Linked DNA regions of Homo sapiens: region 2 is linked to region 1. Evidence: read pairs that join two places in POLR2A ChIA-PET (ENCODE). Cell type or tissue: PC-9. All regions are shown on one strand. Links, peaks and the distances in the headings refer to the core of each region. The heading gives the core; the rest is flanking DNA.

What was found. Peaks named below come from ENCODE experiments on the same cell type or tissue, not always from the same donor. Only the 100,000 strongest peaks of a DNase experiment are listed, where the experiment ranks them.
Region 2: POLR2A ChIA-PET joins it to region 1 with 5 read pairs; 3 of 35 experiments call an interaction of 5 or more read pairs at or near these places.

The regions. Positions count from the first base shown.
Region 1 is chr21:41,480,646-41,485,039 of GRCh38, reverse strand. All of the region lies in intron 5 of TMPRSS2 (transmembrane serine protease 2), which reads left to right. Among named protein-coding and RNA genes, the nearest start is that of TMPRSS2, 25 kb to the left of the region's middle. RefSeq lists an enhancer at 4,312-4,394. In PC-9, for the core only: no CTCF peak of the experiment used is centred there; no DNase peak of the experiment used is centred there.
Region 2 is chr21:41,563,128-41,567,521 of GRCh38, reverse strand. LOC105372809 (a long non-coding RNA gene) reads left to right here. Exons shown (of 5, transcript XR_937738.1): 2 at 3,639-4,394. Among named protein-coding and RNA genes, the nearest start is that of PCSEAT, 15 kb to the left of the region's middle. In PC-9, for the core only: no CTCF peak of the experiment used is centred there; a DNase peak (open chromatin) is centred at 2,431.

The DNA of each region.
Region 1 (4,394 bases), core at 90-4,089:
ATTTCTTGGGGCAACTCATCTGAGTTGCTTCTCTTTCCAGAGAGTTTTTGCATAAAGAAGCACAGGTATTTCTGCGTTACCATGACCCTATTTCCCAGTGGTTCCTAGCCAGTTGACTCTCCTGCACTGGATACCATCCTGGACAGCATTCCTTAGGGAAATGAGCCCCCTGTTTTTTCCCACCATGGCACAGTTGGTCCTTTGCATGGACGCACCATTATTGCCCCTGTCTCTTCTTGGTGGACCTTAAGGTTTTCTCCATCCTTTTGCTGTAACACACACTGCTCCAAGTGTGTGAGCATATCAGTAGGAAACGCTTCCAGGAGTAGAACTGCTAGGTCAGAGGGCGTGTGGATCTGTAACCTGACAGACCTAGACCGGCTTCAGTTTGGTTTTATCCAGTTTCCATATTGATTATTCATATAAAAGGAAACAGACAAACATAACGCTGTGCATGTATTCTCTCTTAGACCAGAACAGGCATAGGGTGCACTTTTAATTTGTCCATTTCGTAGAGTAGAAATTGTTTTTGCTGAAATGAACACCTTAGGATGCTGAAGAATATGACCCGTCCCATGGAAAACATTCAAAAATGTGTGTAGCGCTTTCTTCCCAAGGGTGTGTGTGCGCATATTTTAACACTAATTCACTTTCTACTTCCGTTGCTATCCTTTCTGTGAGTCTTTCTCAGAATCTCAGAAAAGAAACTAAATTGTTCACTCTAGTTATCAATGCTGTACTCTATACCTGGAATTTGCTAAAAGGGCAGATTTTAAGTATTCTCACCACAGAAAAGAGAAAAGAAAATGGTAATTATGTGACGTGGTGGACATGTTAACTAGCTTTATTATGGTGAGCATTTCACAGCGGATATCCAGTCATCACGCTGTACACATTAAACATGTACAATTGGGTTTTTTTGAGACAAGGTCTCCTTCTGTCACCCAGTCTGGAGTGCAGTGGCTCAGTCATGGCTCATTGCAGCCTCGACCTCCTGGGCTCAATCCATCCTTCCCCCTCAGCCTCCTGAAAAGCTGGGGCCACAGGCATGTACCATCATGCCAGGCTAATGCATATATATTTATATTTTTTGGTGGAGATGGGGTTGGTCTCGAACTCTGGGCTCAAGTGATCCTCCCGCCTTGCCCTTCCAAAGTGCTGAGATTACAGGCATGAACCACAGCACCAGGCCTACATGTAAAATTTTTATTTGTCAACTATACTTTGACAAAGCTGAGAAAAAAAATCCTAATATTTAAAAAAAAAAAAAAAAGGACTAGCTTGAGACCTTTTCCAGCTCTCTGGCTTATCAGCTGCCGTCTCTTCCGGGTGCAGATAGCTGGAAGGGAAAGAAAATCCCTAAAATTACCCACAAGCCAAGAATGAAGTGTCTCCCTTTGAGCCACAGTGGCAGTTTTGTTTTTAATCATAGAAGTGTATTTTGAGCCGGGTGTGCTGGCTCACGCCTGTAATCCCCGCACTTTGGGAGGCCGAGGTGGGGGGCGGAGGGGGTGGGGATCGCCTGAGGTCAGGAGTTCGAGACCAGCCTGACCAACATGGAGAAACCCCGTCTCTACTAAAAATACAAAATTAGCCGGCGTGGTGGTGCATGCCTGTAATCCCAGCTACTCATGAGGCTGAGTCAGGAGAATCTCTTGAACCCAGGAGGTGGAGGTTGCGGTGAGCTGAGATCATGCCATTGCACTCCAGCCTGGGAACAAGAAAAAAAAAGAAGAAGAAGAAGAAGTGTATTCATTTCAGTTACTTTTAAAAAAGTGAACAGACTTTATATTTTAGAGCGGTTTTAGGTTTACAGAAAATGAAACAGACAGGGCAGCGAGCTCCTTGTACTCCTCCCCAGCACACAGTTGCCCTGTTATGAACATCCCACATCAGTGCTGTGCGTTCATTAACACCGATGAACCTGATGCATACATTATGATGAACTGAAGTCCTGGACTTCACCCTTTCTCTTGTACAGTTCTGTGGGATTTGACAAATGCATAATGCTGTACAGCCACAATGATAGTATCGTCCAGAGTAGTTCTCCTGCCTTAAAACCTCTTTTGCTGCACCTGTTTCTCTCTCCCCACTCACCCCAGCTATCTGATCTTCTTAGTGCCTCCGAAGTTTTGGTCTTTTCAGGATGTTGTAGCGTTGGAATCATGGAGTATGTAGCCTTCACCACATACACCTTCCTTCACTTTGTTGGCTTCCTTTACTTAGTAATATGCATTCAAGTTTCCTCCATGCCTTTTCATGGCTTGATAGCTCATTTCTTTTTAGCACCAAATAATATTCCGTTGTCCAGATGTAGCACAATGTTTATCCATTCATGTAACCTGTGACCGACTCACAGATAGGATGTGGAATCACTCACCACAGAGGCATTAGACAATAATCAGACCCAAGTCATTTCATGGGGGAACAAGCCCACAGGTACCAGACTGTCCAGTGAGTCAGGGCCACTCGTAGGAAGTAAGAAGAGAGGCTAGAGCATAGCCAGGTCCTCACTTTATACTTTAAGCCCATGTGTATTTCTCCCAAACCACACAGCATTGTTTCCATGCTTTCAGCTTTGCATGAATAACGTGATACTTGAACGCATCATTTATCACTTGCTCTCTTTCCCACAGCGCTGTTTTCAAGCTTCTTCCTGTTCATGATGCTCTGCTTAACCCTTAAGCTGCATGGGATTCTGTTCTGTGAATACGCCCACCCCATGTATTATCCTGCCCAGCAAAAAGTCCCCAAAACTCTGGATGGTGGTTACCTCTAGGGAGGGAGAGAAGAGATTGGGAATAGGGAGCGACTTCAACGGTGTTTGTAATGTTTTGTTTCTTTAAATAAAAGAGCTGAGATCATTTCAGCAGAATGTTGATTTAGAGTCTCCTGGACAATTTGTTGCTCAAAGTGCTCTCTTAAAGAGCACTTTAAAAAAAAAAACCTTTTATCTTATTATTTATTTATTTATTTATTGAGACGGAGTTTTGCTCTGTCACCCAGGCTGGAGTGGAGTGGTGTGATCTCAGCTCACTGCAACCTTTACCTCCTGGGTTCAAGCAATTCCCCTGCCTCAGCCTCCCAAGTAGGTGGGATTACAGATGCGTGCCACCACACTTGGCTAATTTTTGCATTTTAGTAGAGATCGGTTTCTCCATGTTGGCCAGGCTGATCTCAAACGCCTGACCTCAGGTGATCTGCCCGCCTTGGCCTCCCAAAGTGCTGGTATTACAGGCGTGAGCTACCATGCCTGGCTTATCTTATATATTTTTAAAAACAGCTTATTGAGATCTAATTTATGTACCATAAAATTCAAGTATATAATTCAGTGCTTTTATATATAAAACATATATATGAAATAGCTTATTGAGATATAATTTTTTATATAAAACAGCTTATTGATATGTAATGTATGTACCATAAAATTTAAATATATAATTCACTGGCTTTTATATATTCACGAATATGTGCAACTATCACCACAGTCAATTTTAGCATATTTTCATCAGCTCATAAAGAAACCCCAAGCCCTTGAACTATCACCCCATATCCCTCCTCCCAGCCCGTCCCTCCTACTCATAAGCAACCACTAATCTACTTAGTGTCTATAGATTTCCTACTCTAGGCATTCCATGTGAGCGGGATCATGCAATACGTGGGCTCACACAATATAAGTGGCATTCCATGTGAGTCGGCTCATGCAGTATGTCCGGCTCCTTTCACTGAGCATAAGGTCTTCAGCACTCATCCAGGTTGCAGCCTGTGTCTGAATTTCATTCCCTCTTCTGGCTGAATCGTATTCCATTGTGTATCTTGGACATATCCTATTCTGCTCACCCAGCCGTTGGTGGGCGTTTGGAGTGTTTTCGCCTTTCAGCTGTTTTAAGAGGGTTGCAGTGAACATTTGTACAAGTTTTGGACCCAATGCCTGTTTTCAATTCTCTTGTGTAGAGAGCACTTTTTAGCAGAAAAAGAATAGATTTGTGGCCTCCCTTTGTGTGCGGTCAGTGCCTTGAGAAGAGTGAACTGTGCTGCCACCTCCGGAGCCGTGGAGAGCGCGGGGCTTGGGTAGCAGCTAGGACGATACAAGTTGGGACAAGGCCAGGTGCAATGGCTCACGCCTGTAATTCCAACACTTTGGGAGACCGAGGCAGGGGGATCACCTGAGGTCAGGAGTTCAAGACCAGCCTGGCCAACATGGTGAAACCCCATCTCTAATAAAACAGAAAAATTAACTGGACGGGGTGGTGGACGCCTGTAATCCCAGCTACTCGGGAGGCTGAGGCAGGAGAATCACTTGAACCTGGGAGGCGGAGGCTGCAGTGAGTGGAGATCAGACCACTGCACTTCAGCCTAGGTGACAGAGCGAGACTCCGTCTCAAAAAAAAGAA
Region 2 (4,394 bases), core at 201-4,200, 82 kb before region 1:
CCACCCATCCATCCATCCATCCATCCATCCATCCATCCACCCATCCACCCATCCATCCATCTACCCACCCATCCATCCATCCATCCATCCATCCATCCATCCATCCATCCATTCATCCATCCACCCACCCATCCATCCATCCATCCATTCTGTTTTGCTGGAGAAGCAAAGGAAACTCCCTCCCCTTTCCTGGCCTTCAGCTGCTGCCTTCCTGTGGCAGGACGCAGACCATGCTTTCCCTCTGAGTGGGACGGGGTCCCCCATTGCCCTACCCTCTGCAAGGCTTCCTGGTGGTGGGGGGGACCTGATTGCTGTTCTCCAACTCCCCCAACCAATCCCACCCAGGTGACTGAGGAGGAAACAGGAAGTCAGCTCTTGGGCTCCTCATCTCCAGGAGCCACCTTGAAAGACTCTGTGGCCCCTTTGCCCTCTGGATTACAAATTAGGGTTCGAGGTGCCCCTAGGGAAGCCAAGTCTGGGACAATTGTCTGGATAACTCAGTCGAAGCCAGATCTGATTTAAGGAAATATTGAAAAATATTTAGCTTGATGATAAACCTATCCTTCATCATCTGTTGGCCTTTGGACAATATATTTAATCTCCTTAAGCCTCAATTTCCTCATCCCATAAAATGAGCTGGCGGTGGTGCCTCCTCTGCAGGCTAGTTATGTAAACTCACTGTGATAAACTTGCAAAGTGCTGAGGATGGCAAGGCCTTCACTTGGCACAGCCCACGCCTGGCTCACCTGGGCTGGAGCAGGTGGACAGAGCAGGCACTGAGACAGGCTCCTAGAGGTACCAGGCAGACATCAGCTCATCCCCCAGAGCAACTGTAGGGATGTGCGGTGCTATAAAAGCATGAACTCTGGGATGTGAGCTCATCAGAGAGGTCAGGGAAAACCTCATCAAGGAAGGAGAGCTTTGAGGCCAGAGTTGAGGGGGATTCAGCAGGATTAACCAGGCAAAGAGGGGGAAAGAGCATCCAGGTAAAAGGAACAGGTGTGCCAGGTTCCCCAGGCAGGAGGCACTGCGAGAGGCGAGCTGGGTGAGCCCAGGCACGTGCTCAAGGCAGAGGGTTTATCCCATTCCAAACCACTGTTGGGTTTTAACAAGAAGGAGACTTGCTCAGATGCCAGAGTTCATCCAATTTCCCCCCATCGTGCTGTCTTCCCTCTTTCAATCTAAAAATCAATCTGAAATTGAGATTTTCCCGTTAGATTTTTTTTTTTTTTTGAGACGGAGTTTTGCTCTTGTTGGCCAGGCTGGAGTGCAATGGCACGATCTTGGCTCACTGCAACCTCCGCCTCCCAGGTTCAAGCAATTCTCCTGCCTCAGCCTCCCGAGTAGCTGGGATTACAGGTATGTGCCACCATGCCCAGCTAATTTTGTATTTTGTATTTTTTTTTTTTTGATAGAGCCGGGTTTCTCCATATTGGTCAGGCTGGTCTCGAACTCCTGACCTCAGGTGATCCACCCATCTCAGCCTCCCAGAGTGCTGTTTTTTTTGTTTGTTTGTTTGTTTTTTGAGTTGGAGTCTGAGACCCTGTAGCCTAAGCTGAAGTGCAGTGGCACGATCTCGGCTCCCGGGCTCAAGTGATTCTCATGCCTCAGCCTCCAGAGGAGCCGGGTCTACAGGCAAGCACCACCACACCCAGCTATTTTTTTTTTTCTTGTATTTTAGTAGAGACGGTGTTTCCCCACGTTTCCCAGGGTGATCTCAAACTCTTGAGCTCAGGCAATCCTCCCATGTCGGCCTCGCAAAGTGCTGGGATTACAGGCGTGAGCCACGGTGCCCAGCCTAGATTACGATCAATTGTATCACACTGCAACATTAGTAAATAACTTCTAAAGTTCAAGTAGACAAAGTGACTCCTTTCCAGAACATACACAATTTGAACAACACTGAATCTTGGTCATTTGGGTCATTTGTAGGCCATCCCCACACCCAGCAGTAAATTCTGCGAGCTAATTTTAAACACAACCTTTGGTAACCATAACTGAAAAGATGCAGTGACAATTGCTTGAAGGACTATAGTAGATATCATGTGATAAAATTCAGTTTGACTTTTTTGCAGGGGGACTCACACAGTCTTGTAAAAAGAAAGCTAGCAGTGTCATGACTGACATTTGAACTAGATTGTCAGGGGTCTTTACTGCAAAGTTTTGGGGACAGGGAGAGAATACTATTTCCTGTAATGGAAGAAATGAACACTTGGTGAAGATTCCACATGGGAACGTGTTGTGTGTTGATTGAGGGCAACTCTGGGGCACTAGGAAATCCAGGTAGCTTGTCAGGTGATCAATCACGTGAGATGAGAAGGGCGAGAGAACAGAGGGGCAGCCTGCAGGAAGTGTATGCAGCACTGAATGGCTTCCAGATGTCGGTTGAGAAGAAAGCTGTAAAAAAAAACGAAAAACAAACAAAAAAAAAGATTTAGCAACAAGGAAACAACCAGGCATATGAGAGCAACGTTTTGCTCTAGTTTTCCGGAACAAGTGACTCACAAGCCTCACTGGTCACCACAGAAACTGAACCGTCTGCTAAATGCAGCGGGAATGCAGGAAGGTGTTAACATGTGGGGCGAGTGCGATTCTAGGCATTTCCTGCACTGTTGGAACAATTAATTGTTATTATTATTTTGAGAGAGGGTCTCACTCTGTCGCCCAGGCTGGAGTGCAGTGGTGGGATCAAGGCTCACTGCAGCCTCGACCTCCCCTGGCTCAGGCGATTCTCCCACCTCAGCCTCCTGAGTAGCTGGGACTACTGATGCACCACCATGCCCAGCTAACTTTTTTGTATATTTTTGTAGAGTTGGGGTTTCACCATATTGCCCAGACTGGTCTTGAACTTCTGGGCTCAAGTGATCTTTCTGCCACGGCCTCCCAAAGTGCTGGGAATACAGGCATGAGCCACCATGCCAGGCCTGAAATGATTAACGGTGTTCAGGAAGAAACTGAGACTCAGAGAGATGAAGGCAATGGGGTCACCTGTGGGTAACGACCAGACCCCTAGTTCAAACCCAGTCTGGTCCATCTGACTGCAAACTCCACGTGCCTTTCTCTCTGCCTTGCTGCCTTCGAAAGGGCAAACGTGAACCATTCCCAGGTACACCCAAGCGCACATTTTTACATGTTTTCTTTATTACTTTTATTTTATGTTATTTTATTTTTTTGAGACAGAGTCTCACTCTGTTGCCCAGGCTGGGGTGCAGTGGTACCATCTCAGCTCACCAAAACCTCCACCTCCTGGGTTCAAGTGATTCTCCTGCCTCAGCCTCCCAAGTAGCTGGGATTACAGGCGCCTGGCACGATGCCCGGCTAATTTTTGTATTTTTAATAGAGATTAGGTTTCATGACATTGGCCAGGCCGGTCTCAAACTCCTGAGCTCAGGCAGTCTGCCCTCCTCGGCCTCCCAAAGTGCTGGGATTATAGGCATGAGCCACTGAACCCAGCCACCTTTTACTAAACAGAGAAATAAGGATTCTCAAGCTGAAAATATGTATCAAGTCTGAAATCAAAGAGAGTTTTAGTTACTATCTACTTTTTCCTGGAAGCTCCATCAAATGTAGCAGAAAGAATATCTAGAGAGGAAGAAGAAAATTCAGCATTGTCACCTTTCCCAAATCTTTCATTTCAGGAGAGAGAGAGGCACATGGCTCCAAACAATTCTGTGAAAAAGCCTCTGCGTCCTGCGTGTTGAGCCATTTGCAGGACATCCCAATGCCCAGCAGTGAACTCTGCCAGCTAATTTTAAACACAACCCTGAGCCGCTGCTGCAGCCCCTCCATGGCTCTCAATCGGATTGTGAGGGCAGCGCCTGGGACTTGCCGGACTCTCTGTCCTCCGGGCTCTTTCAGGACCCGTCCCCTTCAATCTCTCCGTGCCCCCTTCTCATACTCATGGGTCCCTCCAGTCCTCGTAGGGTCTCCTTCCTACATTTCCGTCAAACTTCTCGAAATCACATCCGCTACCTGCAGCTTCTCACCGTCCCCCTGCACTCTGCCTCTTGCCATCTGGTGTCCACCTAGAACTCAGTAGAAATTGCTGGGGAGGGAAGAGATGGGAAGGACATCTTCTTTCAAGAGCCAGTTCCTCCTCCACCATCTGGACACACCCAGGGTGCTTGACACCTGGAGGATAAACATCTTCCAGCCTGGACTCCCAGGACTCCAGGACCATGAGCTTCCTGCTGGGGCAGCCAGAGGCCCAGCTGTCCAGACCCAGGGGTCTTCTTCAGGCAGGTCAAGAAGCAAAGGGGAGGATGAAGAACAGGAGGTGGGAGGCGGGTCACCTCTGGTTGGAGCTGTGCCAAGTGGCCTAAAGGACAGACTTTTCTTCCAGCTCCCCTGAGACCCCTGTTCAGCACTGTCACCTGAAGACTTGGCTGTGCACT